Regions from separate parts of the Homo sapiens genome. Here regions 1, 2, 4, 5 and 6 are each linked to region 3. Evidence: chromatin contacts called from ENCODE Hi-C or POLR2A ChIA-PET data. All regions are on one chromosome and are shown on one strand. The core of a region is the stretch at or near the end of the contact, and the rest is flanking DNA. Distances in the headings are between cores, read along the strand shown.

What was found. Hi-C counts contacts between places; a loop is a spot of excess contacts on that map. ChIA-PET counts read pairs that join two places held with the same protein, here RNA polymerase II (POLR2A). Pooled maps may share reads with other maps.
Region 1: a loop to region 3 is called in a pooled map, with 18 times the contacts of the local background. The contact joins the promoter of SELENOH here to the promoter of OSBP in region 3. A Hi-C loop is called at or near these places in 9 of 50 pooled maps. POLR2A ChIA-PET finds 5 or more read pairs at or near these places in 2 of 52 experiments (H1 and naive thymus-derived CD8-positive, alpha-beta T cell).
Region 2: a pooled map shows a loop between it and region 3 (10-fold over the local background). The contact joins the promoter of CCDC86 here to the promoter of OSBP in region 3. A Hi-C loop is called at or near these places in 15 of 50 pooled maps. POLR2A ChIA-PET finds 5 or more read pairs at or near these places in 2 of 52 experiments (Caco-2 and K562).
Region 4: a map of CD8-positive, alpha-beta T cell shows a loop between it and region 3 (4-fold over the local background). The contact joins the promoter of CLP1 here to the promoter of OSBP in region 3. A Hi-C loop is called at or near these places in 7 of 168 maps with a recorded cell type or tissue (CD4-positive, alpha-beta memory T cell, CD8-positive, alpha-beta T cell, chondrocyte and 2 more), 5 of 37 single-sample maps with no recorded cell type and 17 of 50 pooled maps. POLR2A ChIA-PET finds 5 or more read pairs at or near these places in 2 of 52 experiments (B cell and RWPE1).
Region 5: a map of ascending aorta shows a loop between it and region 3 (11-fold over the local background). The contact joins the promoter of PRPF19 here to the promoter of OSBP in region 3. A Hi-C loop is called at or near these places in 1 of 168 maps with a recorded cell type or tissue (ascending aorta), 2 of 37 single-sample maps with no recorded cell type and 15 of 50 pooled maps. POLR2A ChIA-PET finds 5 or more read pairs at or near these places in 1 of 52 experiments (PC-9).
Region 6: a loop to region 3 is called in a map of gastrocnemius medialis, with 9 times the contacts of the local background. The contact joins the promoter of TMX2-CTNND1 here to the promoter of OSBP in region 3. A Hi-C loop is called at or near these places in 3 of 168 maps with a recorded cell type or tissue (gastrocnemius medialis and naive thymus-derived CD4-positive, alpha-beta T cell), 1 of 37 single-sample maps with no recorded cell type and 15 of 50 pooled maps. POLR2A ChIA-PET finds 5 or more read pairs at or near these places in 3 of 52 experiments (PC-9, activated CD8-positive, alpha-beta memory T cell and naive thymus-derived CD4-positive, alpha-beta T cell).

What each region holds. Positions count from the first base shown.
Region 1 is chr11:57,738,519-57,742,740 of GRCh38, forward strand. It overlaps SELENOH (selenoprotein H), which reads left to right and starts at 2,973. Exons shown (of 4, transcript NM_170746.4): 1 at 2,973-3,199; 2 at 3,291-3,436; 3 at 3,599-3,729. The coding sequence starts at 3,078. The coding sequence ends at 3,699. TMX2 (thioredoxin related transmembrane protein 2) reads left to right here. Exons shown (of 8, transcript NM_015959.4): 5 at 146-252; 6 at 456-521; 7 at 613-742; 8 at 1,581-2,455. The coding sequence ends at 1,727. The region is part of intron 2 of TMX2-CTNND1 (TMX2-CTNND1 readthrough (NMD candidate)); the gene reads left to right. RefSeq lists enhancers at 2,675-2,794, 3,115-3,164, 3,315-3,484.
Region 2 is chr11:60,840,784-60,844,929 of GRCh38, forward strand. CCDC86 (coiled-coil domain containing 86) reads left to right here and starts at 1,330. Exons shown (of 4, transcript NM_024098.4): 1 at 1,330-2,099. The coding sequence starts at 1,342. It overlaps CCDC86-AS1 (CCDC86 antisense RNA 1), which reads right to left. Exons shown (of 2, transcript NR_182293.1): 2 at 1,023-1,197. RefSeq lists enhancers at 420-1,619, 1,526-1,755.
Region 3 is chr11:59,613,552-59,618,096 of GRCh38, forward strand. It overlaps OSBP (oxysterol binding protein), which reads right to left and starts at 2,223. Exons shown (of 14, transcript NM_002556.3): 1 at 1,752-2,223. The coding sequence starts at 2,113. LOC101927226 (a long non-coding RNA gene) reads left to right here and starts at 2,403. Exons shown (of 3, transcript XR_001748237.2): 1 at 2,403-2,624. RefSeq lists silencers at 1,856-2,075, 2,096-2,395 and an enhancer at 2,596-2,685.
Region 4 is chr11:57,654,922-57,659,353 of GRCh38, forward strand. It overlaps CLP1 (cleavage factor polyribonucleotide kinase subunit 1), which reads left to right and starts at 2,841. Exons shown (of 3, transcript NM_006831.3): 1 at 2,841-2,939. RefSeq lists an enhancer at 2,315-2,484.
Region 5 is chr11:60,903,851-60,908,111 of GRCh38, forward strand. PRPF19 (pre-mRNA processing factor 19) reads right to left here and starts at 2,735. Exons shown (of 16, transcript NM_014502.5): 1 at 2,514-2,735; 2 at 1-11. The coding sequence starts at 2,532. It overlaps PRPF19-DT (PRPF19 divergent transcript), which reads left to right and starts at 2,929. Exons shown (of 2, transcript NR_186697.1): 1 at 2,929-2,993. RefSeq lists a silencer at 2,328-2,427 and enhancers at 2,367-2,954, 3,068-3,187.
Region 6 is chr11:57,710,038-57,714,562 of GRCh38, forward strand. TMX2-CTNND1 (TMX2-CTNND1 readthrough (NMD candidate)) reads left to right here and starts at 2,486. Exons shown (of 21, transcript NR_037646.1): 1 at 2,486-2,770. It overlaps MED19 (mediator complex subunit 19), which reads right to left and starts at 2,178. Exons shown (of 5, transcript NM_001317078.4): 1 at 1,926-2,178. The coding sequence starts at 2,142. It overlaps TMX2 (thioredoxin related transmembrane protein 2), which reads left to right and starts at 2,556. Exons shown (of 8, transcript NM_015959.4): 1 at 2,556-2,770. The coding sequence starts at 2,582. RefSeq lists a silencer at 1,809-2,148.

The DNA of each region.
Region 1 (4,222 bases), core at 1,723-4,222, 1.9 Mb before region 3:
CTTCAAAATGGATGTCACGGGCACTGTGGTTCATTATGAGAGCCGGGGGAGAGGGAACACCAGGATGAGGAATTAGATGCTAAAGTCTGAACCTTCCCAGGAGGCTATGTGGATCCAGCTGACTTTTCTTCCCTGTATTTGGCAGGAGGAACTAGAACGGGACAAGAGGGTCACTTGGATTGTGGAGTTCTTTGCCAATTGGTCTAATGACTGCCAATCATTTGCCCCTATCTATGCTGACCTCTCCCTTAAGTGAGTAGTGCAAAGGGAGGGATGGTGGAAATGGAGATGCTGTGCCTTCCCTCTCACTGTTTTTGGCTTTTCTTTTTCTTTTGGCCTTGATTTTCACACATGGTAACCAAAGGCATCTCCCTCTCCCCTCTTAAATATCTATACTTCCACTTTCCTTGATCCATTATTTTTTTTCAGCATATTAAATAATATATTCTTTTCAGATACAACTGTACAGGGCTAAATTTTGGGAAGGTGGATGTTGGACGCTATACTGATGTTAGTACGCGGTATGTAAAGACCTGGGCAGAGGGTCTGAGCAGGGAAATCACTTTGAGTGATACATACAGGGACATTTAGAGAACTTTCTGGGCCCTGCAGGTACAAAGTGAGCACATCACCCCTCACCAAGCAACTCCCTACCCTGATCCTGTTCCAAGGTGGCAAGGAGGCAATGCGGCGGCCACAGATTGACAAGAAAGGACGGGCTGTCTCATGGACCTTCTCTGAGGTACCTGAAAGGAAGGGCAGGTGCATGAAGGGTGCAGAACAGTAGGTGGGCTTTCAAGCCCTACCCGGGTTTGATTCACAGCTCTGCCACTTGCCCATTAGCTTTGAGGGTGTGGACTAGTTACTAGACCTCATGTTTTAATTCATTTAGCAAATATATATTATGTGCAGACCTGCTAGTACTGGGTAACAATCATTAGTTAAGATTTGGTCTCAGGCCAGGCACGGTGGCTCACGCCTGTAATCCCAGCACTTTGGGAGGCCGAGGCTGGCAGATCACCTGAGGTCAGGAGTTTGAGACCAGCCTGACCAACATGGAGAAACCCCGTGTCTACTAAAAATACAAAAATAGCCGAGTGTGGTGGCGCATGCCTATAATGCCAGCTATTTGGGAGGCTGAGGCAGGAGAATCGCTTGAACCCGGGAGGTGGAGGTTGCAGTGAGCTGAGATTGCACCATTGCGGTCCAGCCTGGGCAACAAGAGACTCCATCAGGAAAAAAAAAAAAAGATTCTGTCTCGAAGGCCACTGCACCTATTGTCTGTAGGTGTTAGGTTCCCTGTCAGTTAATTGGAGGTAATAACCCCTGGCTTACAGGGTTGTTTTGCAGATTACATTAAATAATTTAGGTATAATTCTTGGCACGGTGATTGGCACATAATGGGTATTTAACTATTAGTTGACTTTTCTGGGTACCTAAAAAAGAGGAAGGTTAGGGAAGATTTTTGTCCTTTGCTTACTCCTTCCTTTCCCAGACTTTGTGTAAAATACCTCTTACTTCCCAGGCTCTTTACTCTCCCTTCCAACCCAGATCCTGACGTGTGCATCTCTTTTGTGCAGGAGAATGTGATCCGAGAATTTAACTTAAATGAGCTATACCAGCGGGCCAAGAAACTATCAAAGGCTGGAGACAATATCCCTGAGGAGCAGCCTGTGGCTTCAACCCCCACCACAGTGTCAGATGGGGAAAACAAGAAGGATAAATAAGATCCTCACTTTGGCAGTGCTTCCTCTCCTGTCAATTCCAGGCTCTTTCCATAACCACAAGCCTGAGGCTGCAGCCTTTTATTTATGTTTTCCCTTTGGCTGTGACTGGGTGGGGCAGCATGCAGCTTCTGATTTTAAAGAGGCATCTAGGGAATTGTCAGGCACCCTACAGGAAGGCCTGCCATGCTGTGGCCAACTGTTTCACTGGAGCAAGAAAGAGATCTCATAGGACGGAGGGGGAAATGGTTTCCCTCCAAGCTTGGGTCAGTGTGTTAACTGCTTATCAGCTATTCAGACATCTCCATGGTTTCTCCATGAAACTCTGTGGTTTCATCATTCCTTCTTAGTTGACCTGCACAGCTTGGTTAGACCTAGATTTAACCCTAAGGTAAGATGCTGGGGTATAGAACGCTAAGAATTTTCCCCCAAGGACTCTTGCTTCCTTAAGCCCTTCTGGCTTCGTTTATGGTCTTCATTAAAAGTATAAGCCTAACTTTGTCGCTAGTCCTAAGGAGAAACCTTTAACCACAAAGTTTTTATCATTGAAGACAATATTGAACAACCCCCTATTTTGTGGGGATTGAGAAGGGGTGAATAGAGGCTTGAGACTTTCCTTTGTGTGGTAGGACTTGGAGGAGAAATCCCCTGGACTTTCACTAACCCTCTGACATACTCCCCACACCCAGTTGATGGCTTTCCGTAATAAAAAGATTGGGATTTCCTTTTGATTGCGCGTTTGTGTGTTTCTGTATTAGAAAAGCCTGACAACTGCAGAGGAATTGCCCATCTTAAGGGCAAAGGCCATCCTATTTGGTTTCACCAAATGCCGGGCATTGATCCCCAGGACTGGCAAGAGTTGGAGAAGTCTAGTTTCCATAAATCTAGAATAGCGGCCACATGTTGTTAGGTGGTGGGTTTACTCTGGGATTGGCCTGCGGTTGCCAGGGAGGAGAGTTTGGCGGCAGATGGTGGCACACAACATTTAGCGCCATGCAAAGGTACAGAAAAGATTGCGCGAAGCGAGGCTAGCAGTCGGACCTAGTCTCCGCCCCTTCCTGCTGTGTTCACCATCCCAGCGTCCCCTGTCCCCTCCACCCGAAGCGATGGGTGGTTCCGTCAGGCGCTTCCCGCACCTTCCCGCTCCCTGCTTGCAAAGTGGTTGTGCCCCAAGGTCCGCCTCCAGGCCACGTGGGTGCTGCGGGCCAAGCTTTCCCTTCCTTTGAGAGAGGTTTCCGCTGTAGGAGCAGAGCTTCCGGGCTGCGCTCTTCGTTGCCCAGTTTCCGCTCAGTGGTCGCGTCTCCGCCCCCCACCCACCAGTCCCGCTGCATTCTCGGCCGGGCTCTAGGCGCCATGGCTCCCCGCGGGAGGAAGCGTAAGGCTGAGGCCGCGGTGGTCGCCGTAGCCGAGAAGCGAGAGAAGCTGGCGAACGGCGGGGAGGGAATGGAGGAGGCGACCGTTGTTATCGAGCATTGGTGAGGGGCCTGGAGAGTAACGGGAGAGAGGGAACAGTGGCGCCGGGGGGGGCCAGGGGCCCCGGTTTCTAACCTCTCCGTCTCTCCCTAGCACTAGCTGACGCGTCTATGGGCGCAACGCCGCGGCCCTGAGCCAGGCGCTGCGCCTGGAGGCCCCAGAGCTTCCAGTAAAGGTGAACCCGACGAAGCCCCGGAGGGGCAGCTTCGAGGTGACGCTGCTGCGCCCGGACGGCAGCAGTAAGTGGGGACCTGGATGTGGGGGAGAGGGACGTGGGTGAAAGGGACGTGGGTTCCGAAGACAGGAAGCGCTATTCTTAGAAACCACGGCAGTCTCATGACTTCAGAGACGTGCTCGTGGGTTCCGAAGTATTGTAACTTCGCTTCATTCTGGCCTTTCAGGTGCGGAGCTCTGGACTGGGATTAAGAAGGGGCCCCCACGCAAACTCAAATTCCCTGAGCCTCAAGAGGTGGTGGAAGAGTTGAAGAAGTACCTGTCGTAGGGAGATTTGGGTAGAAGCCCTCATGCTGAGGTTTGAAATGGGAAGTGGGGGGCGCGACCGCTGTTGAGGAAGAGAAGGCATTGATCTTGGTGTGGCTACAAGTACCCACCTGGCGTGGGTAGCTCACGCCTGCAATCCCAGCACTCTGGGAGGTCGAGGCAGGAGTGGATGGCCAACACAGGGAGACCCTATTTGAAAACAAAAAACAAAAAAAAGACACAATATTGTTTTCTGTCTAGTGTGCCCTAAGTGGAATTTATGTCCTTTGGGAGACTGTAGTTGACTTGCCCTGGGGGTATGGACAAGTTTTCCATTTGGAAGTTTATTTCATGTTACTTCATTTATGCTTATCCCTACCCTCTTCTGTTTGGTTCTTGGGTGTTCTGTTACTGTCCTGTGTTAACACTGCATTACAATACCATTAAATTTGGTTACAAGGATTTTGACCTTGTCTTTGTCCCTAGTGCTTCATACAGTGCTTTGGCATGTTGTTCTGCACTTATTATGTTGAGTGAGATTTGGA
Region 2 (4,146 bases), core at 80-2,579, 1.2 Mb after region 3:
TCCCGGCTGCTTCTGCTGTGGACAGCTGCATGGCCGGAGAGGAGCAGTGAGGCAGGCAAAGCCCCCCTGCAGGGGTCTCCTTGACTCAGGAACATGAGGAAGATGAGGACACTCTGATCCCTGATATTCTTGGACAATTTCCCAGGCCCTCTCACAAGCCCGCAGCTGGAGAAACAATGGTTTCTAAAAGAAACCACTGGAATGTCAGACGGGGCCCTGGGACCTTTAATGGCCAACCCCAGGCAGTTCCAAGAATTACACAACTGGGCCACTTCCAAGATGTTCTTCCTAAGAAGCATGCTGTAAGTAAATCAAAGCCCCACTCCTAGGTCTCACACGAAAGTCTCCACAGCCCCACATTCCCCAACCCCACATCCCGAGAGTCTTCTCTAGGCCTTGGGAGGTCCAGAAGTCAACACCTGCTCACTGGTGAGGTCCCAAAGTGCTTAGTAAGCAAAGTACATTTACAGGTGAATAGCAAGGGAAGGGAGGGGAGGCGAAGCAGGTTCACACACGAGCAAAAACCACTGTCTGGGCTGAAAGGAAGATCGGAGATGATCCAACCCGTTTCTAGAACTGGGGTAGAAGAAGAGGGACGTGGGAGGATATGCAGCTGGTCGAGGGCCCAGGTGAGCCACAGGACAAAGGTGGTGCATCTTATTGGTACCTCAACTTCCCTCACAAACGTTGAAAACGCTGAAAAGGGAGGGAGAGCTATGGATTATATACGGAAGCACAGGACGGAAGAATCAAGAGTGTGAACAATTAACACAGAAAAGACCGATCTTCCACCTCCAGGACCCCCAGGTAGCAGTCCCTCAGGTAGGTGGGAGGAGGACTCTGACAGGATCATTTGGGATGCACGAAGCTAGTGCAAAATGACCCCTATTACAAATGAGAAAACAGGCCCAAGGAGGGCAGGACTCTGCCCAACTGCACCGGAGTTGGCTGCAAAACATCCACTGGGCCTTGCCTATGGGCTCCTCGGACCTTTTTTCGACTCTGTTCTCTCCCTGAAATGGGTCCTCCCACTTTCCCTTTTCTACTTGCTCGCTCTTCTTTCCCCAGGAAACTTTGCAAGAAAGGCAAAAGCGAATCCCAGGAAAAAGACTGGCTCATCAATCACATGTTGACTGCGCTCGCGCGAATTGCGCATGCGCATGCTGAGCCCCACTCTCCCCAACCCCGGTCCCGCCTCTCCACCCCTCACCAACATGGCCGCCTCAGCAACAGCCCCCCTCCTGTGCGTCACGGACGCGGCGACTCCTGACGTCATAGGAAGGCGCCGGTTTCGGCGGGGGCTGCACGTGCGCAGGGGTGTGGAAACTTACCGGCTGAGCCATGGATACACCGTTAAGGCGCAGCCGACGGCTGGGAGGCCTAAGGCCCGAATCCCCCGAGAGCCTCACCTCAGTTTCGCGGACGAGACGGGCCCTTGTGGAGTTCGAGTCGAACCCAGAAGAAACGAGGGAGCCCGGGTCTCCTCCGAGTGTGCAGCGGGCTGGCCTGGGGTCCCCCGAAAGGCCGCCGAAGACAAGCCCAGGATCACCCCGTCTGCAGCAGGGTGCAGGCTTGGAGTCACCCCAAGGGCAGCCAGAGCCAGGCGCAGCGTCCCCCCAGCGTCAGCAAGACCTACACCTGGAGTCGCCTCAAAGACAGCCAGAGTACAGTCCTGAATCCCCACGATGTCAGCCGAAGCCAAGTGAGGAGGCACCAAAGTGTTCTCAGGACCAGGGAGTACTGGCCTCGGAGTTGGCCCAGAATAAGGAGGAGCTGACCCCGGGGGCCCCCCAGCATCAGCTACCGCCGGTCCCAGGATCACCAGAGCCTTACCCCGGTCAGCAAGCTCCCGGTCCGGAGCCCTCTCAGCCACTACTGGAGCTGACACCCAGGGCACCTGGCTCCCCCCGGGGTCAGCATGAGCCGAGCAAGCCACCTCCAGCTGGGGAGACGGTGACAGGCGGCTTCGGGGCAAAGAAGCGAAAAGGTTCTTCATCCCAGGCCCCAGCGTCCAAGAAGTTGAATAAAGAGGAGCTTCCTGTAATCCCGAAGGGGAAGCCCAAATCGGGGCGAGTGTGGAAGGACCGCTCCAAGAAAAGGTGAAGTGGGGGACAGCATGGACAGGGGTGGCGTTCTCTATGGTGTTGGGACCCCGCCTTTGCCCTGCTGCAGCCTGGAGAATAGCCCCAGGGTTAGAGAGAGCTCACGTTAGTGGGGATGTTAGCAAACAGGTAATTACAATCAGAATGTGGTAAAATGCCCTGGGATCCCGGAGAGGGTGGGGCCAGGCCCTCAAAGATCAATTTCTCTGATGCCTTTCCTCCTCAGGGTCCCTATGGGCCTCTCCTGTAGCACCTCAGGTCTGTATTCGTTCAACAGACATTTACCGTTGTCTGCCCTCTCTAGTGAGAGAAGCAGAAGCAAGTAAACCAGCCATTACTTGATCAAAGCAGTGAGGTCTTCATCCAATATAGTCTATTACAGTTATTTGCCTTTAAGATAAAAAGTATTACTGAGCACTGATTATATAAGGATTTACCAGTCAACAGCCTTAATAAGGATTTACCAGTCAACAGCCTTTCAAACATGGAACAGCATGTGTCATCACGCTTAATCTGCACGTCAGCCCTGTGAAGCAGGCGGTGTTATTATTCCTGTTTTTTGTGTGAGGAAACCAAGGCTAAATGAGTGGTAGGCACAGGACCTGAGCACAGATCTGATTCCGAAGCCTGTGTGCAAAAAACCCCTTTACCCAATCCCTGTAGATCCACCTTGAATTGGATTGCGACCTTCTTAAGGGGCAGGCACGAGATCTTTCTTGTCTTTCTGTGCCAAGGGCATAGTAAATGCCCAATGAATGCTTATTTAATGAAGGAACGAAGTAGCTCATCTGAAGAAGGAAGAGTGTAGGCTGCCATGAAGGAGAGGTGTGGGATTCAGTTCCAATTCGAGCTAATGGGAACCACAGGGGAGAGTCAGGGATGTATGCCTGTGAGGGACCATGAGGAAGGAGGGTGTTTTTAAGGAAGAAGCTGACTCTGTGCCAGGCTTCGTGCTAGGCCCTTTTCTTGTATCCTTAAAACCCTAGGCTGTGGATATTATCCCCCCACCCCTGATGAAACAGAAGAAACTGAGGCTTACAGAGTAATTTACTGCAAGTCTCCCATGGGAGAGACTTTGAGGCTAGAGTGACTGTAACTGTTGGAGAAGTGGATGATGGCACTACCCCTCTGCCCTGTCCCAGGGGGTCACAGGAGAATGGCAGGGCCGTTGATGGCCATGTGGAACTGGAGGAGGCTGGTTCAGGTGGGAAGAGGGTGATGAGCAAGTTGAGCGGGTGAAGCTTGGGGTCCTGGTACTCACGCTGCAGGTGGGGAGATGGGCTTGCTGAGCTAGAGGGGGCTGGGCCCATGCAGAGGTGGGGAGAAGGGAGGGGCCCACACAAGACACAGGATCAGCAGCTGGAGCAGAGTAGGAGGCCACAGATCACTTGACCAAGAAGTCTGGAGAGAGGGTGTGTGGTTCCAGCTCCCTGCCCAACTGCAGACCCGTCCTGACTCACTGTTGCTCACTCAGAGCATGCACTCCAGACTCCTTAATGAGGCCGGCAGGCCCACCCTCCTCTCCCCTCCATCACTAGAGCTTCCACACTGTTGTCCCCTCCATGTTCCTCCCATGTGTGACGCTCCCTCCTTCCTCAGCGCCTTCACACGTGCTGTTCCCACTGTTTGAAAGGCTCTTTCCCTGGCCAGTCCCCCACTCATGTTTCAGGGCTCAGTTCAAATGTCACCTCCTCTGAAAAGCCTCTCTGGCTTATCCAACTAGGGTTAAGTCCCCATGCTTTATGTTATCATTGTGTGCTGTACTTCTCTTTTGTAACACCTCCATTTGCACAAATGCTTATTTATTTGTGATTCTTATTGACTGCCTGTTTTCCTTTAAACCGGAGGCTCCGTGAGAGTGTAAGAGTGGGGACTTACCTATCATGACTAGATGCCCCAGAGCCCAGTGCAGGGTAGGGCACTAAGCTGAACAAGTGGATGAATTGAGGACAGAAGGTAGTTCATTCATTCATCAACCAGTTGCTCAGATCTTGGGTAAACATGTCTGTGAACAAAAAGTCTCTGCTCTCCTGAAGCAAACATT
Region 3 (4,545 bases), core at 973-3,472:
CGACACAAGTCAGGATATAAATCAATTAAACATTAAAATGATGGTCAATAATAACAGGAAAACATGAACTTGAATGAGAGAAAAATCTGGGGAAATTAAAATTTTAGATTTGTAATCTAAGTTTAAATGGATGGTCCTGGATAAGTAGTTCGAAAGGGTCATAATTAAAATCAATTCTGAATACAGTAATGCAAATGAAATATACAATTATTCACAACTGTTGATTAAGCAGTGAGGATGAGCTATCTAAGGCATTTTGCCCTGTAAGAGGACAGGTAAAAATGTGTTCCTGCCAACAACCTCCAACTCCCACCTTCAATTTCTCCTCAAAATTCTCTAAGAGCCAATACAGTGGAGTTGATGGAAAAGAGACTTGTTCAGCCTAACTCTCTGGGTAGCAGAATGATTCCTGGTGAAGGAAAAGAAATATAGAGTGAGCTGCTCTTCAACATCAGTGTTTTGGGTCTCAAAGAGGATGGTCTCTGGAAAAAAATATTTCAATTGGAATGTCATTAAGCAAAATATCCCTTAAAGGAGACTTTTATACTTTTTGCATAAAATACACATAGTAAGCATGATCCATAAAATTACTTGCTATTGATAAGCAATTATCTCTGTAACTGACCGATTCATTTCACACTAACCTGAGTTTTAGGTTAGATTAGTGTGAACAGAAGTAGTTTCAAATCCCAGCTGCTCAAAAACCTTGGGAAAGTTGCCCATGCTAAGTCTGTTTTCCTCATCAGTAAGATGGGAATATTTCCCAACTCCTAGGGTTGTTGTTGGGAGTCAACAAAATACTATAATGAAATACTGTATATAAAACACCTAGACACATTGTCCAGCCCTCAGGAAATGTTTACGCCCTGTCCCCAAATCACCTATCTTAACTCCTCTATCCTTTTTAGCCCAAAAGCGTGCCATGTGATGGCCAGGTTATGAGTCACCATAAATATATATTAAACAGTCCAAAATAAACCTTGTTGAACAGAAGTAATCACACCAAAGACATGGATTCTTCTTTTAATAAAAGTTAATCCTAACTAACCAAAAAATCACAGAAATGCCAGATAAAACACTTAATCATTTCCACGGGAGGAGGTGGGGCAAGCAAAAATAAAAGCAGCACTGGGGTGCACATCTCCATTCTGGGCTGTCCAGAGGCCAAAGCACATGCAAAGTCTTGGAGAGATAAGGCAGAAAGGGGACGGAATACCGAAGCCACCCTGTGTGTGTGATGCCCTTATGTCTGAATGTGAAGGGAGCAAGGACGGGTACATCCAGAGCTACGAATAACCTTGAGTTTTGGAGACTGGGCACTGACAGCTACAACTTGGGACTTCCACTGTAAGTTCCTTGGGAGGAGTGCCTCGGGTTTGTTCTGCTGCATGTGTTCCCTTAGTACCTACACCAGTGCCTTGCTTGCAGAATTAATAATTGCACCCATGTGCTGGTGGAAATACAATGGAAGCACAGACGCTCTCCAAACGACTAATGACTGGAAAGGCCGGGAGCGAAGGGAAGATAAGGCACCAAGAGTGGGTAACCCGAGGGGAGGGGAGGTGTACGTCCAGGGGCTTTTCACTTTCGTGACAGTGGGCTCCGACCCCTGGGCTGTCAATCCGCACAGATGACGAAAAGGGGCCTGGGGCAACCCTGGCTGCGGTGCCGGCTGGCGGTAATGCCGGAGCTGGGACTGTTGGCAGATATGGGGGAGGCAAGGTGAGCGACAGCGCCCCGGAAGCAGTTACCTGTAGTAGCTCAGGAGCCCGTTGCTCAGCACGAACCATCGCCGCTGGTAGCCTTTGATATAATTGGTCCATTTGAAGAGCCAGCCCTCTCGAGCCGAGCCCGAACCCCCAGCGCCCGAGCCGCCCGAGCCCCCAGTCGGCGGCGCAGGGGCCGGGCCAGCCGCCGCCACTCCCCCGGCCCCCGGGCCCGGGCCTCCCGCCGCCGCCGCGACCACCGTCCCTGACGCGGCCCCGGAGCCTGGCCCCGCATCTCCGCGGCCGCCGCCTCCTCCCACCACTGGGGGACCGGCGCCGCCGCCGCCAAGTGCTGCAATGGCTGCCGGGCCTGGCCCCACCACTCCTCTCAGCTCCGTCGCCGCCATGAGCCGCCGCCGCCTGGAGATACAAGACCGGAACCGCCTACGAGAGCCGCCGTCGCCGCCCGGAGCGCCCCACACGGCTACCGCATCAGCCACCGCCGCGCAGCGTCCCCGCCCCGCCCGGCCAGCCGCGGGGAGGAGGGCTCGGCCGCCGGGAAGAAGGACGTCGATTGGTGCCGCTGAGTGTCACTTGAGGAAGACCCCGCGGATATTGGCATTTCTCTCGGGCCTGTCATTCTACAGCGCCCAGTGAGAGCCTGGGGTGGGACGCGTCCGCCAGACCCACCTTTGATTGGTTCAGATAAAGGCCAATCAGACTTTTGGGGAAGCTCATTGGTGCTTTCCTGAAGTTTCCAGCGCTCAGGGAGGACGGGAGAATGCGGAATGCCCGGCCAATCTGATCGCCGATTGGCTGCTGTTTCCGCCATTCATTTCAGTTTATGCGCCTGTCACTGCCACGTCACCCCCTCCCATCGCTCTTCTCATCATCCTTTTCCGCCCTCATGGATTGGTGGTTGGTATCAGCTGCTCCACCTTTTCTACCATTTACTGAACGAGTTGAGGAAAAAGGGAAGGAGTCTCGTCTTTACATCCTTATTTTCTTTTTTTATTGGTTGGCACCTATGCCACTCACGTGGTGGAGAGGCGGGGCAATAGTTGGAGATGATTGGTTCTGAGAATTGGCTGTGAAAGCGGCATTGCTGACCAGTGAGAGAGACCTAATGAGGAGCAGGCCGGGGCAACCAATGAAATCGGAGAAGAGCGCTTGGGGGCGTGTCCGCCTGCTTTCAGCCTTTGGCAAGTTGGTGGGAGGTGAAAGTGACTTGGCCTCTTAAAAGCGTTTTTTTCACGTGGGTGTGATGTCGTGTTCCGTTTTTCTGAATAAGAACTTCGTAGCTTCTTGTTAGGAAGAACCTGGAGGACAGAGTAACTCTCGGCAGTCAGCCCCCGCCTGAGGCTCTCTTGAAGGACCCCCTTCTAACTCGAAGCTGGATACCCAGATTCCAGGGGTGCCCAGAAGTAGCTTTTCCAGCCCCTTCCTGGATCCATGGTCCCCCTAGTTCCCTTCCCTGTTTGCTCTTTATCGCTCCACACCCCTTGTGTCTTGATTCTAGACTGTCATATGCCTATACCGATTCTGTCCCCTTCAGAAGTAGATTCGCGAGGACCTGACTTTATGTGTCTCTTCCAGACCTAAAGGCCCTTGGTTTTAGCATCATAGGTGCCATGTATATGCTTAACTTTGAACAGAAAATTATTATTTTTTGTATCTTTAAACTGATATATCGTAGTTGTACATATTTAACTTTGGACAGAAAATTTTTTTTATATCTTTAAACTGATATAGTTGTACATATTTTCAGGGATACATCTGATATTGTGATACATGTATTCAATGTATAATTATCAAATCAGTGTAATTGGGATATCCATCATCTCAAACATTATCTTTGTGTTGGGAACATTTTCTGCTATGCGTTCTCTTGTAGCAGGAAATCGTTATTTTTGATCAACTGACTATTCACACATTTGTGAAGATTACAAATTCAGTAACTAATGTAACATTTAGATGTAAGCTATTGTTGCAAATGTAACCTAAAGCGCCGTACTTTAGGGAATCTAGCATCTGTTACATTTTGCTAGTTTGAACAGGCAATAGAAATAGCTATTAGATACTGTAAAAGAAATTGACTTTCTTTGCCAATGTGCTTCCCAGTGTCAATAAATTAAAGTATCCTTTTTAAGAAAATCGTTTCAAAAGAAGCGAAGTATTTATTGAATTCTGGAGAGAGAATACTCTTTAAAAATCTGCAATTTTTACTATCAGGGATCATTTGTATAGCTCATTACTAGTGAATTTCTCTGAATGTGTAGAGCAAAATAAAATCTGCTATTAGATGTAGGCTATTTGGGATTAATTTTTTTTTTAACTGAGCTAGAGTTAATCCATTTAGGCTTGAGTCCTGCTTTTGCTACTTACTGGGTCTATTACTTTGAGAAAATTATTTAAGCACTCCAAGTCTCAGTTTTCACTTATGTTAAACAGGAATAAAACCTCACAGGGATGCTGTTGTGATTAAGTGCGTTTGAATGTGTTTGATAAACTGTAGATAGCTACAAACATGTGAGTTGTGTTGCCAAACACATCTCACAGGTTACTTGCCATCACAAAGGAGAAACATACTTTTACAATGGGGAGATCTGGCAGTCCCCACCTTAACCCAGTTATCCAATGTGTATCAGTAACCCTTGGACAACCAACATTTTTATGAAGTTCCCAGTGTGCTGCAGCATAAAGTATACAGCATCACTTAATGGTGTTTTCTTGCCAAAATACTGAAAGTTAATCTAATCAAGGCTTTGGATCTAAACTCCAGTTTACTGGGCTGGAGGAACCAGTTGAACCATAACCCCAAGGAGATAATCAGATAAAT
Region 4 (4,432 bases), core at 1,591-4,090, 2.0 Mb before region 3:
GGAAAGGAGGGGTTCTTTTCCCTAAGTTCAGCTTGAGATGGTTATACAATATCCAAATAAAAACAACTTTCAGGTAACTGGGAGAAACTGCCTCAAGGGAGATAGTAGAGGCGAAGATACAGATCTCGGAGATAGATTGCATGGAAAAAGGCGAGGATAAGCCCACTCAGGGAGAAAATTTGCAAATGGAAGACTGGAACTGAATTTTTAAAGAAGAGTGGAAGATTAGGGGACACACAATAGTTAATTGAAAAACTAATGCATAGGCCGGGCGTGGTGGCTCACGCCTGTGTTCTCAGCACTTTGGGAGGCGGAGATGGGCAGATCACTTGAGGTCAGAAGTTTGAGGTCAGCCTGACCAACATGGTGAAAACCCCATCTCTACTAAAAATACAAAAATTACCTGGGCGTGGTGACACACGCCTGTAATCCAAGCTACTTGGGAGGCTGAGGCAGGAGAATCACTTGAACCCAGGAGGCAGAGGTTGCAGTGAGCTGAAATTGCACCACTTCACTCCAGCCTGGGCAACAGAGCAAAACCTCATCTCAAAAAAAAAAAAAAAAAAAAAAAAGCTAATGCATATATGTTCAATGAATGAAATAATTAAAGCAAACCATCAAAGAAAAACTCAGAAGTGATAAGTGAGGATGGCACTGCTTGGGGAGTGCTGCTAAGTAGGGCCAGCAGGAGAAAATCTTTCTGGCGAACCAGAAAATCTTCCCAGTCTCCTCAATATGAATTAACTACGTGAGCCGGACTGAAAAAAGTACTCACCTGTAAAGTGGAGATGACAATTATAGTACCTACTGCATAGGATTCTGGCTACGATTAAATGAATTTACACCTGAAAAGTCCATAGACCAGTATCTGGCATATAACAGTATATAAATGTGGTTTTTTGTTTTTTGTTTTTGTTTTTTTGAGACAGAGTCTCGCGCTGTCGCCCAGGCTGGAGTGCAGTGGCAGGATCTCAGCTCACTGCAAGCTCCGCCTCCCGGGGTCAGGCCATTCTCCTGCCTCAGCCTCCCTAGTAGCTGGGACTACAGGCGCCTGCCACCACGCCCAGCTAATTTTTTTGTATTTTTAGTCGAGACGGGGTTTCACTATGTTAGCCAGGATGGTCTCGATCTCCTGACCTCGTGATCCACCCACCTCGGCCTCCCAAAGTGCTGGGATTACAGGCGTGAGCCACCACGCCCTGCCTTAAATGTGATTTTTTTTGTGAGACAGAGTCTCACTCTGTTGCCTAGGCTGGTGTGCAGTGGCGTGATCTCAGTTCACTGCAACCTCCGCCTCCCCGGTTCAAGCGATTCTCCTGCCTCAGCCTCCCAAGTAGCCGGGATTACAGGCGCCCGCCACCACGCCTAGCTAATTTTTGTATTTTTAGTATAGATGGGGTTTCACCATGTTGGTCAGGCTGGTCTCGAACTCCTGACCTCAGGTGATCCGCCCGTCTCGGCCTCCCAAAGTGCTGAGACTGCAGGCGTGAGCCACCGCGCCTGGCCTAAATGTTTACTATTATTATAACCGGACTCAGAAACTCTGGGTTTGAGTCCTAGCTCTACCAATGGCTGTTAATGTTTGGGCAAACCTCTGCACCTATCTGAGTCTCCTCCCCCATCTGAAATTGGATATAATAAAGCTGTCTTTACAGGGTGGCTGTGAAAGAAGATGCCTGAAAGGGATCTGAAAAATGTTAAGTATTGCACGAATGAATGATATTATAGCCCCTTCCGCCCCAGCCTATAATAAAAACGTAAAAGCTGATATCAGATTTTTTTCTATATTACAGGCATTGTACTTAGTACTTTACAGGCACATTCCTGCAATCGTCAAAACAACTTTAGGAGGTTGGGCACTGTTATTATCCCAACTTTGCAGACAAAAAACGATATCACGCTTGAGCCCAGGAGGTCGAGGCTGCAGTGAGCCATGTTCGCGGCACTGTACTCCAACCTGGGCGAGAGAGTGAGACCCTGTCTCAAAAACAAAAAGAAAAAAAAAAACGATCTCAGAGAGATGAAGCCTGTGATTTGCTCAAAGTCACACAGTAATGTAAGCAGTATAGCAAATAATATAAGATTCCAAAGCCCAAGGTAGTAAAAAGAGGATTATAGACGTGGTGGAACCTGTTGGCTGCGGGGCAAATGACTGACCTGTAACTGTCAGGGATTTATGGAGGGAAATGAGTGCCTAACAAAAATCCTCGTTTAGTGGGAGAGAGGTTGTTGGGTAATGACTGACTTGTAGCTGGAAGAAATCATCGGATTTTTATTCTTTTATTAAAGAAAAAAAATTTGAAATGCCTTCCATGTGCCAAGCACTGTGTCAGGTGGGAGATGACAGCTTGGTGAAACCTCTGTCAGGCTGTCTTCCTCCGCTTTCTCTATCCCTGGGTTTCCCCCTGCCTAAAAAGGATTTTGTGCTTCGTGGCTTGTCCAGGCAAGCAGGCCGTCGCGGGACCTAGACCGAGACAGTGAGTCTCTCTTTCTCCCGGGCCTCCCTTCTGTTTCCTGGGCTGCAGGGGAGCAGGAAATCTGGGGCGAGATTCCCGCCGCGGACGCGCACTGCCGAAGCCTGGTCCCTCGACCTGTCCCTGCCCAGCGCGGGGGCGCAACCGCCACGCCTCCTCACCCCTCCCTCCGGCTGCACGAATAATGACAACAGCCGCCCCTCCCACCTTTGGCGTCACGTTCAAAACAATCCTTTGACTACAACTCCCAGAAGGCCGAGCGGCTTAGCGAGTGCACCCGCTCTCGGCTGCTCCGGCAAACTACACATCCCAAAGGGCAGCGCGCGACCGCGTGTCCTTTCACAGCGCAAGTGCGGAACTGCGTTTGTTTCCGGCGTGGGTCCGGGCAAGAACCGCTTGTAGTTTGGTTTAAATTCTGCACGGGAGGACCTTCTGAGTTTACCTGTTGGGCTCCTGGCTGCGCAGGTGAGTTAAAAAAAGGGCAGGAACACAACTGTCACCTCCTTGGGGTCTGGGGACATTTTGGTGTCTGGGGAGATTTTGGTGTCTTGGGGAGATTTTGGTGTCTGGGAAGGTTGGGACAAATGCTGGAGCTAGAGCTGCAGTCCAGGATCAGAAATAATTCATATCGTTTCCTTGCCGTTTTCTAGTTTACGAAGTGCTTTTTTTTCCTCCCACAATTCCTGTAAACCCCAAGAACAACACTGTATTTGAGGAAGTGTAAGTGCTTCCAGTCGACAGCTTCAAAGGTTCAGAGAAGTTAAGTGATTGTCTAAAGACACTACTAGTAGTTACAGAGACGAGGATTAGGCTGTTTTCTGAGTTCAGACCCGGTGTGCTCTGCTTTGCATCCGTATTTCAGACGCCCTTTCCTGTTGACTAGGATGATTGGGGTCAGGGCATCTGTTACCTTCTCAAGTTTGGAGTTTACCAATAGAGTGATGGAGGGTGATATAATTAAATCTTCTGTCAGTCTGTAGGTATGGTTTTTCTCTGATGTCTGAGACATTAATTCACTCAATGTATTGAGGTGCCTACAGTCTGTCAAGCTGTATTCTAAGCAGTATATAGTATCAAACAAAAATGCCTAAGTCTTACATTTTGGGGTGGAGGAGGCGGGGAAGACACAATATATAGTGAGACCGATGGTGATAAGAAATATGGAGAGAATTAAAGCAAGGTAAGGGGAAACATTCATTGTATGTTTTTATTATTTATTTATTTATTTGTTTATTTTATTTTATTTTTTTTTGAGACAGAGCCTTGGTCTGTCACCCAGGCGGGAGTACAGTGGCATGATCTCGCCTCACTGCAACCCTGCAACCTCCACCTCCTGGGTTCAAGCGATTCTCCTGACTCAGTCTCCTGAGTAGCTGGGACTACAGGCGCCCACCATTATGCCTGGCTAATTTTTGTATTTTTTAGTAAATACTGAGATTTCACCATGTTGGCCAAGCTGGTCTTGAACTCCTGACCTCAGGTGATCCACCCACCTTGGCCTCCCAAAGTGCTGGGATTACAGGCGTGAGCCACCAGGCCTGGCCAATATTTGCATTTTTTCTACAGACGGGGTTTCACCATGTTGCCCAGGCTGGTCTTGTACTTCTGAGCTCAGGGGATCTGCCCAACTCAGCGCCCCAAAGTGCTGAAATTACAGGCCTAAGCCACTGTGCCTGGCCCATTGGATGATTTTTTTTTTTTTTTTTGAGATGGAGTCTTGCTCTGTTGCCCAGGCTAGCATGCAGTGGCACAATCTCGGGTCACTGCAGCCTCTGCCACCTGGGTTCAAGCGATTCTCCTGCCTTGGCCTCCCAAAGAGCTGGGATTACAGGCACCCTCCACCATGCCCGGCTAATTTTTTTTTTGTATGTTTAGTAGAGACAGGGTTTCACCATGTTGGCCAGGCTAGTCTTGAACTCCTGACCTCAAGTGATCCAGCCACCTCGGCTTCCCAAAGT
Region 5 (4,261 bases), core at 1,485-3,984, 1.3 Mb after region 3:
TTCGTTAGAGACTGTAGAGAAAAGGCTGGTAGTGAGCTTGGAGTGAAGGCAATCTTGGGCCTAGAGGATTCCTCATCTGCTATTAGCCCCAACAAGACTAGGCATCCTCACACTCAACTAGCAGAAAGCAAGACATTTGACCCTAAGCCAGTTCTGTACTGGCCCCAGAATGCTTTCCAGCTATGGAACTACCTTTTCCTTTAGTCTCCTGACTGAGGAGATAGTCTCCTGACTATCTGACAATCATATAGTCAACAAATAATTATTAACAACTACTATGTGCCAAGCACCTAGAGAATAGCAGTCCATTATCACCACCTCATATCTGAACAATGATTGTGTACTCTATGAATACAGTTTACTCCATGACATGGAGATACACATGAAGCCATTCAAATCCCTGCCATCCATCTTAGTCTATAGCTCCAGACAGATTATCAAAGAAATTATAAAGTCTGAGAATACAGGAATAACAAACTCAGTTTCTCCTATTCTCTGACAAAACAAAATACTTCTGTGACCTCAGATGTGACCATCTGGGTGTCCTCCAATTCAATTCTGACACCAGGTACCTGGAGATAGTGTCAGATCATACAGGTTGAGGTCTCAGTCCCACCAGACTCCCCGCCCCTTCAGATGCCAATCGCAAGCCCCAGGTTGTTTGACCTGTTCTTCTGATCTACCAGCTGTAAATCAGGGTTCCCATGACCTCCTTTTTGGGTTCAATTAATTTGCAACAGTGACTCAAACAATTGTGGGAAACACTTATGTTTACCAGTTTATTGTAAAGGATATTACAAAGGATACAGATGAAGAGGAGCATAGGATGAGGTATGGGAGAAGTACAGAGCTTCCCATGCCTTCCCTGGGCACCCCACCCTCCAGGAACCCCCACATGTTCTGCTATACAGAAGCTCTTTGAATCCTGTCCTTTTGTATTTTTATGAAAACTTCATTACAAAGGCATGATTCAATAAATCACTGGTCACTAGTGACGACTTCAGTTCCTCTCATTTCCCCAGGTAAATGGGGGGTAGGACTGAAAATCCCAACCTTCTAATACCCTTTAGTCTTCCTAGGTGACCAGTCCCCATCCTGAAGCTATTGAGTCTACCAGCTACCAGTCAACTGATTAGCGTACAGACACTTATCACCTGGAAGATTCCAAGGAGCAAAGTGGCAATCGCTACAATAAAAATATTTAAAAATATTTACATGGCACATTTGCATGGCACATTTCTATGTGCCAAGCACAATTCTAGGCATACAGTACAGTAATTCATCTTCACAACAACCCGCAATAGAGGTATCATTTACACTCTTGCCTGCGTAGACTGTGCACCCCTTGAGGATAAGGATTACAGCTGGTCTCTCACTTCCAGTACAATGCAGATGCCCCCAGGGCACTCGGTAAACATCTAACAAATGAGTGAACCATGCCAGGAAGGATGGTGCTGGGGAACGTAAAAGAGAGCTTCCCGAAGATTGGAAGGAAACAATAAATGTGAAGGTACTTTGCGAGCTGTAATTTCTTCAAAGTGAGGGATTCCTTTTCCATCATTTCCCTTCCTTCTTCCCCCTCTTTGGATCAATGTACAGGTTCTGAGAAGAGAAGGAAGTGAATAGCAAAAGGGAGGGGAAACGAGTAATCTGATGAAACAACGAAAAGGGAAAGGAAAATGTCTGTACGTCATGATAAAATATCAAAGGGAAAGATAGTGGAAGGTATGAAAAAAGCATGGATTCAGGGTCCAAGATCCGTGTCACCTAACTACGTCACCCAGCTCTGCCACTGACTAGCTACGCATCCTTAGATAAGCCCCGCTCTTCCTGCGCCTTGCATCCTCATCTGCAAAACCAGGATCTTTATTTCTCCTTTAGGGAATTCTTGTGAGGATAAAATGAGATCATAGACTTGGAAGCGCGTTGTAAACCAATAAGGGCTTATAAATGTGCGCTGTTTTTATTAGTCATACAGTGTAAGGCTGGGAGCCAGATACCTGGCTGCCAGCCTTGCCTCTACCTCTAACTCATCATGTGACCTTTGCAAATTGCAAAAGCTCCGACTATCCGAGCGAGGCCTCGCAAAACATCCACTGCAATGCTCTCGATTTTGCAGATGGGGAAACCGAGGCCCAGAGCCTTGAGCCAATTCATAAAGCCAATGGGAGGCGGACCCTGGACAAGACCTCGAGTTTTCTGACTCCTACATTAAGGCTGCTTCCCTTGCACCAGCTCTCTCTGTCCAGACCTGTTTCCACTCTGTAGAATGAGGCGACCGGCCTCAGTAATGTCTGCGACAATAAACCTCAGGCACTATGTAAACTGCGGGGCACTGCGCAAATGCACCCCGCTCCGACGGGGGGGGCTCCGGTGCTGACAGGCCGCCGCTCGGCCTCCGGAGCGCCCCATTCCCGCCTCCACCCCGGCCCGGGCGCCGCAGCGGACCGCACACGCTCCCGCGCCGCTCTCTGGCCTCCTGAGACCCGCGCTTGGCCGCAGCCAACACTCACTGGAGCAGATTAGGGACATGGCGCCGTCACCGTGCTCCGAGGCGCCACACGCCGGGCTCCGGGACTAGCTTCTGAGCCTCCGCGAGCCACTTCCGGTCCCCCGCTGCTGCCGGGACTGCTCCGCGGCGAGCTGGGAGCCGCCAGCCGAGCGATGCTAGCGTAGCGCTTCACGTGGGAATGGGGACAGCCGCGCGCCACAGCCTTCAGCACCTAACGGAAATTGCCCTTTCCCAGAATGCAGCCGGGCAGGAAAGGGCCCGCCACGAACACTCGGTTATTTCCGGATTGACTCGGCTCGTTCCGTAAAGCGCCGGAGGATTGGCTGGGGCGTCGGGAGAGAGGAGGCTCGAAACTACATTTCCCATGACGCAGTGAGAATTTAAAACCAAAACAATTGGACAGCACTTGTTTTGACAACTGTGCGGCACTGTGCCACGGGACCCTGGTCTTTGAAACCTTGGCGTGCGCGAGAATTTCCCAGTGAGTTTGTTAAAATGCAGATTCCTCGGGTCTGCGTAGACAGACTGTGCCCCACGCTTTTCTAAGTCAGTTGTTTCTCGGGCTACCCTTTAAGAGACACTGCTGGATGGCCTGGTGAAGAAAATACAGAAACAGATGGGTACAAGAACTAAGAAAACGGCTAAGAAAGTGTTTTGGTCCTGACTACTACCATTTCGCTCTGTGATTTGGGGCAATTCACATTGCCCTTTCTTCTTTGTCAAAAGACAAAATCACAACAAACTTAGTTCAAAGATTTTTTTTTTCTTAAGAGACGGACTCTGGCAATGTTGCCCAGGCTGGAAGGCAGTGGCTATTCACAGGTGCGGTCATAGCAATCATGGCTATCACAGGTGCATCCTGGAACTCCTGGCCTCAAGTGATCCTTCTGCCTCAGCCTCCGGAGTAGCTGGGACTTAAGGTGCGATTCTATAGAATTGGGCAGTGCCTCATACTATAAAATATAATGGTTGTTCCAATGAGCTGAACAGGAGAACTTGGTTTTATAGACAGAAAAGGACTGAGGAAAACAGGAACAGAGAACAAAAAGCGGATTGGTCATTTGGTAATTTCAAAATTACTTTTCTTGTAAAGGTTAAAGTGGAGGGGACTTATCATGCCACCTAAAACTTGCCTGTTTGGGAATTTAGCTCCCCCCTACACACACACACACACACACACACACACACACACACATACACACTCAGAAGGTCGTAAAGATCTTCGTTTCAGCTTATTGGCGTGGAGCTTCAGCAGGACTAACTCTTTTTAGCTTGGTCTGTTAGGCCTAGCAGAAGAGCTCAGTCCAAACCAATGGCCTCCTATAAATTTCTTTATTTTGTATTTTGGATTTTGTATTTTCTATTTCTCTTCCAGCTCAGATAGTGTATGATTCTTTGTGGATATCTGTAAGATAAGATACTCTCAGGAATCATGCAAAAGACGTGGTGTGGACTGTAAGGTATCAAGACAAAAGGGCAGGATGAACAGGATGTGAGTGAGAGGGACTTTGACAGGTGGGCAGTATTCAGAGGAGAAGGAGAACGAAAGGCATTCCGGAAGAAGAAACAACGTAAGCAAAAGCTTGGAGAGAAAAATAAAAGTTACAGGTACAAAAGGCAATATGGCATAGTGGCCAAGAGCATGGACTCTGAAGTCAGACTGTGTGCTCAAATCCTAGCACCACTCAGGTGATTGGCAGTATGAACTTCTCTATGCCTTAGTTTCCTCATCTGTAAAACAGAGGGAGT
Region 6 (4,525 bases), core at 1,236-3,735, 1.9 Mb before region 3:
AAGTGCATTTGACCAACTTCCTATGTTAAAATGGCTTTCCTTGGCTGGGCACAGTGGCTCAGACCTATAATCCTAGCACTTTGGGAGGCCAAGGCGGGAGGACTGCTGTTGGCCAGGAGTTCAAGACCAGCTTGCGCAACACAGTAAGACCCAGTCTCTACAAAAAAATTTTAAGTTAGCCAACTGTGGTGGTGCATGCCTGTAGTCCTAGCTACTTGGAAGGCTGAGGTGGGACGACAGCATGAGCCTAGGAACTGGAGGTTACAGTGAGCTATGATTATACCACTGCAGTCCAGCCTGGGTGACACAGTGAGACCTTGTGTCTATAAAAAAATTTTTTAAATGGCTTCCTTTTGTATTTACAATCTAAATGCCTTTACTGCTTTATAAAAGCCTCTGCCTAACTCTCCCAGCTTCATCTCTCTCCCTAACACTCTTTCCTTTTGTTCACTTCACTGGAGTCCAACTGATTTTCTGTCCCTCAGATATTCTAAGCTTTTTCTCACATCAGGGTTTCTGACCTCATTTCTTGTATCTACAATTGTCTCTCCCTCCTGTCCATACATGGCTGGCCCTTTGTCTATGCTTACATTTTAGTTCAAATGTTAGCTATGTGAAGAGAGCATCTCTGGCCACTCTAGCTAAAGTAGTTCTGCCCCTCAATTTTTTTTTTTTAAGAGACAGGGTCTCATCTGTTGCCCAGGCTGGAGTGCAGTGGCACAATCTTGGTTCACTGCAGCCTCGACCTCCTGTGTTCAAGCGATTCTCCTCCCTTAGCCTCCTGAGTAGCTGGGGCTACAGGCATGCATTACCACGCCCGGTTAATCTTGTATATTTTGTAGAGACTGGGTCTCGCCATGTTGCCCATGCTGGTCTCAAACTCCTGGGCTCAAGGGATTCTGCCTCGGCCTCCCAAAGCGCTGGGATTACAGGCGTGAGCAACGCGCCTGGCCACCTTCAATTTTTATCATGTTTTCTTTTCCTAGCATTAACCACTTTCTGACATTATCTTGTTTACAATGCCTCCTCCACTGAAATGTACATCCCAAAAAAGGCAAGCATCTTGTCAGTCTTGTTCACAACTGTCTCCAGCATTTAGAAAAGTGCTTGGTACATAGGTACTCAACAAAATAATTTTTTGAATGAAGAGTTTGGTTCGATTCTTATCCCTTTTTTGATCAGACCAGGAAATGCCGGAACCTTAGAAGGAAGAATGGCAACTTGCCCCAAACCAATAGCAAGTCTGTGGGAGACCTGTAACTAAAACTTTGGGTCCCCAAAGATATTAAATCAGGCCTCTCGAGTTCCAAACTCAAACCCTGGATTTTGTTTGTTTTGAGACGGAGTCTCGTTCGCCCAGGCTGGAGTGCAGTGGAGCAATGTCGGCTCTCTGCAACCTCCGCCTCCCGGGGTTCAAACGATTCTCCCGCCTCAGCCTCCCGAGTAGCTGGAATTAAAGGTATACGCCACCACGCCCAGGTAATTTTTGTGTTTTTTGTGGAGACAGGGTTTCATCATGTTGGCCAGGCCGGTCTCGAACTCCTGACCTTAGGTGATTCGCCCGCCTCCGCCTCCCAGAGTGTTGGGATTACAGGCGTGAGCCACCGCGCCCAGCCCTAGGTCATTTTTTAGAGAGACATAAACCAGTGTCAGGGACACAGCCTGGACATGGTGCAAAAGACAGTAACGGAGATGCACTACGCCCCTGCCCGCCATTCATCCCTTTGGTTGAATTCAACTCATCCTGGTTGAATTCAAGTCATCCCTCTGCTTGTGAATCCTAACAGCGCTTCCGACTTAGGGCTCCACAGTCCGGGTATGCGTTGCCTAGGTTACCTCGCACCTCCGCTAGCCGGCTGAGAGCCACGCCCATCACCTCCTCTCTAAGATTTGATTGGCTGGCTTTGGCAAGGCCGAGTACTCACCTGGCAGTTCCCTCATGAGGTAAAAAGGGCCACAGCCAGCTCCTGACTTGTCCGCGCCAGGAGGAGCCGTGGCCGCGGTGGGAGGCGGGGCCGTGCCGGGTCCCCCGCCCGCAGGAGGCGGTGGCGGGGGTGGAGGCTTTCCTGGTCCGAAGCCGAGTGCGGTTGGGGGCGGTGGTGGGTCAGCCTGAGCCCCAAACAGTGCCGTGAAATTCTCCATCGTACCCTCCGCCCCGGCGCTGTCTCCGTGTCTGCCGTTGGTAATTTTCATTGGACAATGCTTTCAAGGAGTACCCCCCCGCCCTTTCTCAAGGAGCCGCTTGTCATTGGATGCCTCAGGCACCGCCTACCTTTTTTCAACAACTACTTCCGTCGCCTTATGAGAACGTTCAGGAAGTGCTATTTAACCTTATTAGAGTCTTCTGCTAGCTCTGCTTGCTACAGTCCAATAAAATGACTTAGGCGGATAAAGCGACAACTAGACTAACCAATAAAATATTAAGTTCTTTTTTGGGTTCTGACCTACCACAGCGTTCAGAGAACTACATCCGGGTTTAGAGGCCGTACGTTTGCGATATAGCCCAATAGCAGTCGTTATGGTGGGGGAGGCGGGGCGAGACCTACGACGCCGGCGAGCAGTGGCCGTTACGGCCGAAAAGATGGCGGTCTTGGCACCTCTAATTGCTCTCGTGTATTCGGTGCCGCGACTTTCACGATGGCTCGCCCAACCTTACTACCTTCTGTCGGCCCTGCTCTCTGCTGCCTTCCTACTCGTGAGGAAACTGCCGCCGCTCTGCCACGGTCTGCCCACCCAACGCGAAGACGGTAACCCGTGTGACTTTGACTGGGTGAGCCTCCCGCGTGTTAGTACCCCGCGACCTTGACTGTCCCTGCCCTTGCAGGTGTATCTGGGAACCCTGGGGTTTACCTCTCTGAGGACACCTGAGGTTCCGAGCCTGTAGCGGACTTAGAGACTATTAAGTGCAGGGTCCGAACCATCATCGAGTCTAAACTTTGTGTTTAAGATGGGAAAACGGAACATGTTAGTCGTAGCCCATGCACAACGGCCCAACAGCTTTTGACTGTTGAGTCCAGGTTTCTTTCTGTTTCACCATTGAGACTAATTAACAGCCCTATCAAAACTGTACATACACGTGTATAACGTTTTACAGTGCCGCTCATTATGTAAAGCCTCCTGAGGAGCCAGTAAGGTAGACAAGGCAAGTAGTAATATTCCTGTTTCATTGGTGAAGAAATGGATCTCGGTATATTTAGGTGACTTGCCCCAGGTCATACAACTAATGAGTGCCTGGGACTTGAAACTACTCTTCTGGCCACACTACCTGCACAACACTGTCAGCCGCTTCTTAATTCAATAAACATTTCTAGAGTGTACACTCTAGGCACTCTGCTTGATCCTGAAGATGCGAAAGTGGATAAAATTTGGGGGCTACTGTAAAGGAATTGTAAAAAATACGTTGTAAAGAAATCTTTGGGATTTCTTTGGGAAGTGTCCCAAGCTCCTTGCTGTGCTTCCTTGGTATGGGTGGAGGGACTGCTCGGAACATAAACTTAAAGCACTTTCCCTTCTGCCATATAGCATGTAGGGGCCAAGGAAAAGCTTCCCCTTTGCTCTCTGAGGGTTTGTTGAAAAATCAACCGACAAAGGGCACATTAATAGGAGAAAGGCATAGAAATTTTATTTTAACGTGCATAGCATGAGGGAATTGCAGGAGAATGACCCAGTGGGGTACAGATGCTTATATACCCTCTTTCATAGGAATATGGGAGATGGGAAAATGTGGGTGATTTTAAGGTGGATCGTAAATGATTTTTAGGGTGATTCAGTGGCCTGGAGAACATACAGTGGCCTGGGACAATGACTGTTGGGCCTGCAGAGCAGACAATGGTTTCTGACAAAAATCTGTCCAGGTGTGTTGACAGGCTTCCATCTTTCTTCTTGTACTGAAGTAAGTTAATGAAAACTCAGGGAAGAGACCAGAAGTAATTGTTGTCTTCTTTGACAGGTCTGGACTTTAGGCAGATAAGGTAGTTATCAGAGTAAAGCTGCTTCCAGTATCTGCTGGTTTCCAGGGACCTTTAATTTAAAATGATTAGCATACAGGATGCCATATTTTGGGGTGTGAGTCCCTGGTCTTCTTTATTTCCTTTGTCTGAAACTTCCTTAGAAGTTTCACTATAAGCTGAGTTGGTGTCTGTGGAGAGAGAAATCGGGCTAGTAATTGAGCGGCAAAGGATCCCATTAAACCAGCCTCTCATTTTGGGGGATAGTCCAGTTCAATTAAATTGTTGTGTCTCATTTCAGAAGATGGCATTGTAGATGAGTTCTCAAAGCTAGGCCTCTGTATATGATGTAGGCAAACAGGTATTTAATAAGAGAGACATTTCTATGGAACAAGACAAACAAAGCTTAATATCTGGTATAGTCTATAAACTAGTTTCTTTAGAGTCTGGAGGGCAGTCAATTGGGAAGATTAATAGCAATCTATTTTCCTAGATTGTAGGTTGTGTGTAAAGTTTGTCCAAATATAAGCTTTTGTGGTGATTTTTTTTTCAAAGTCACGTTGACTAGCTTTAGCTGG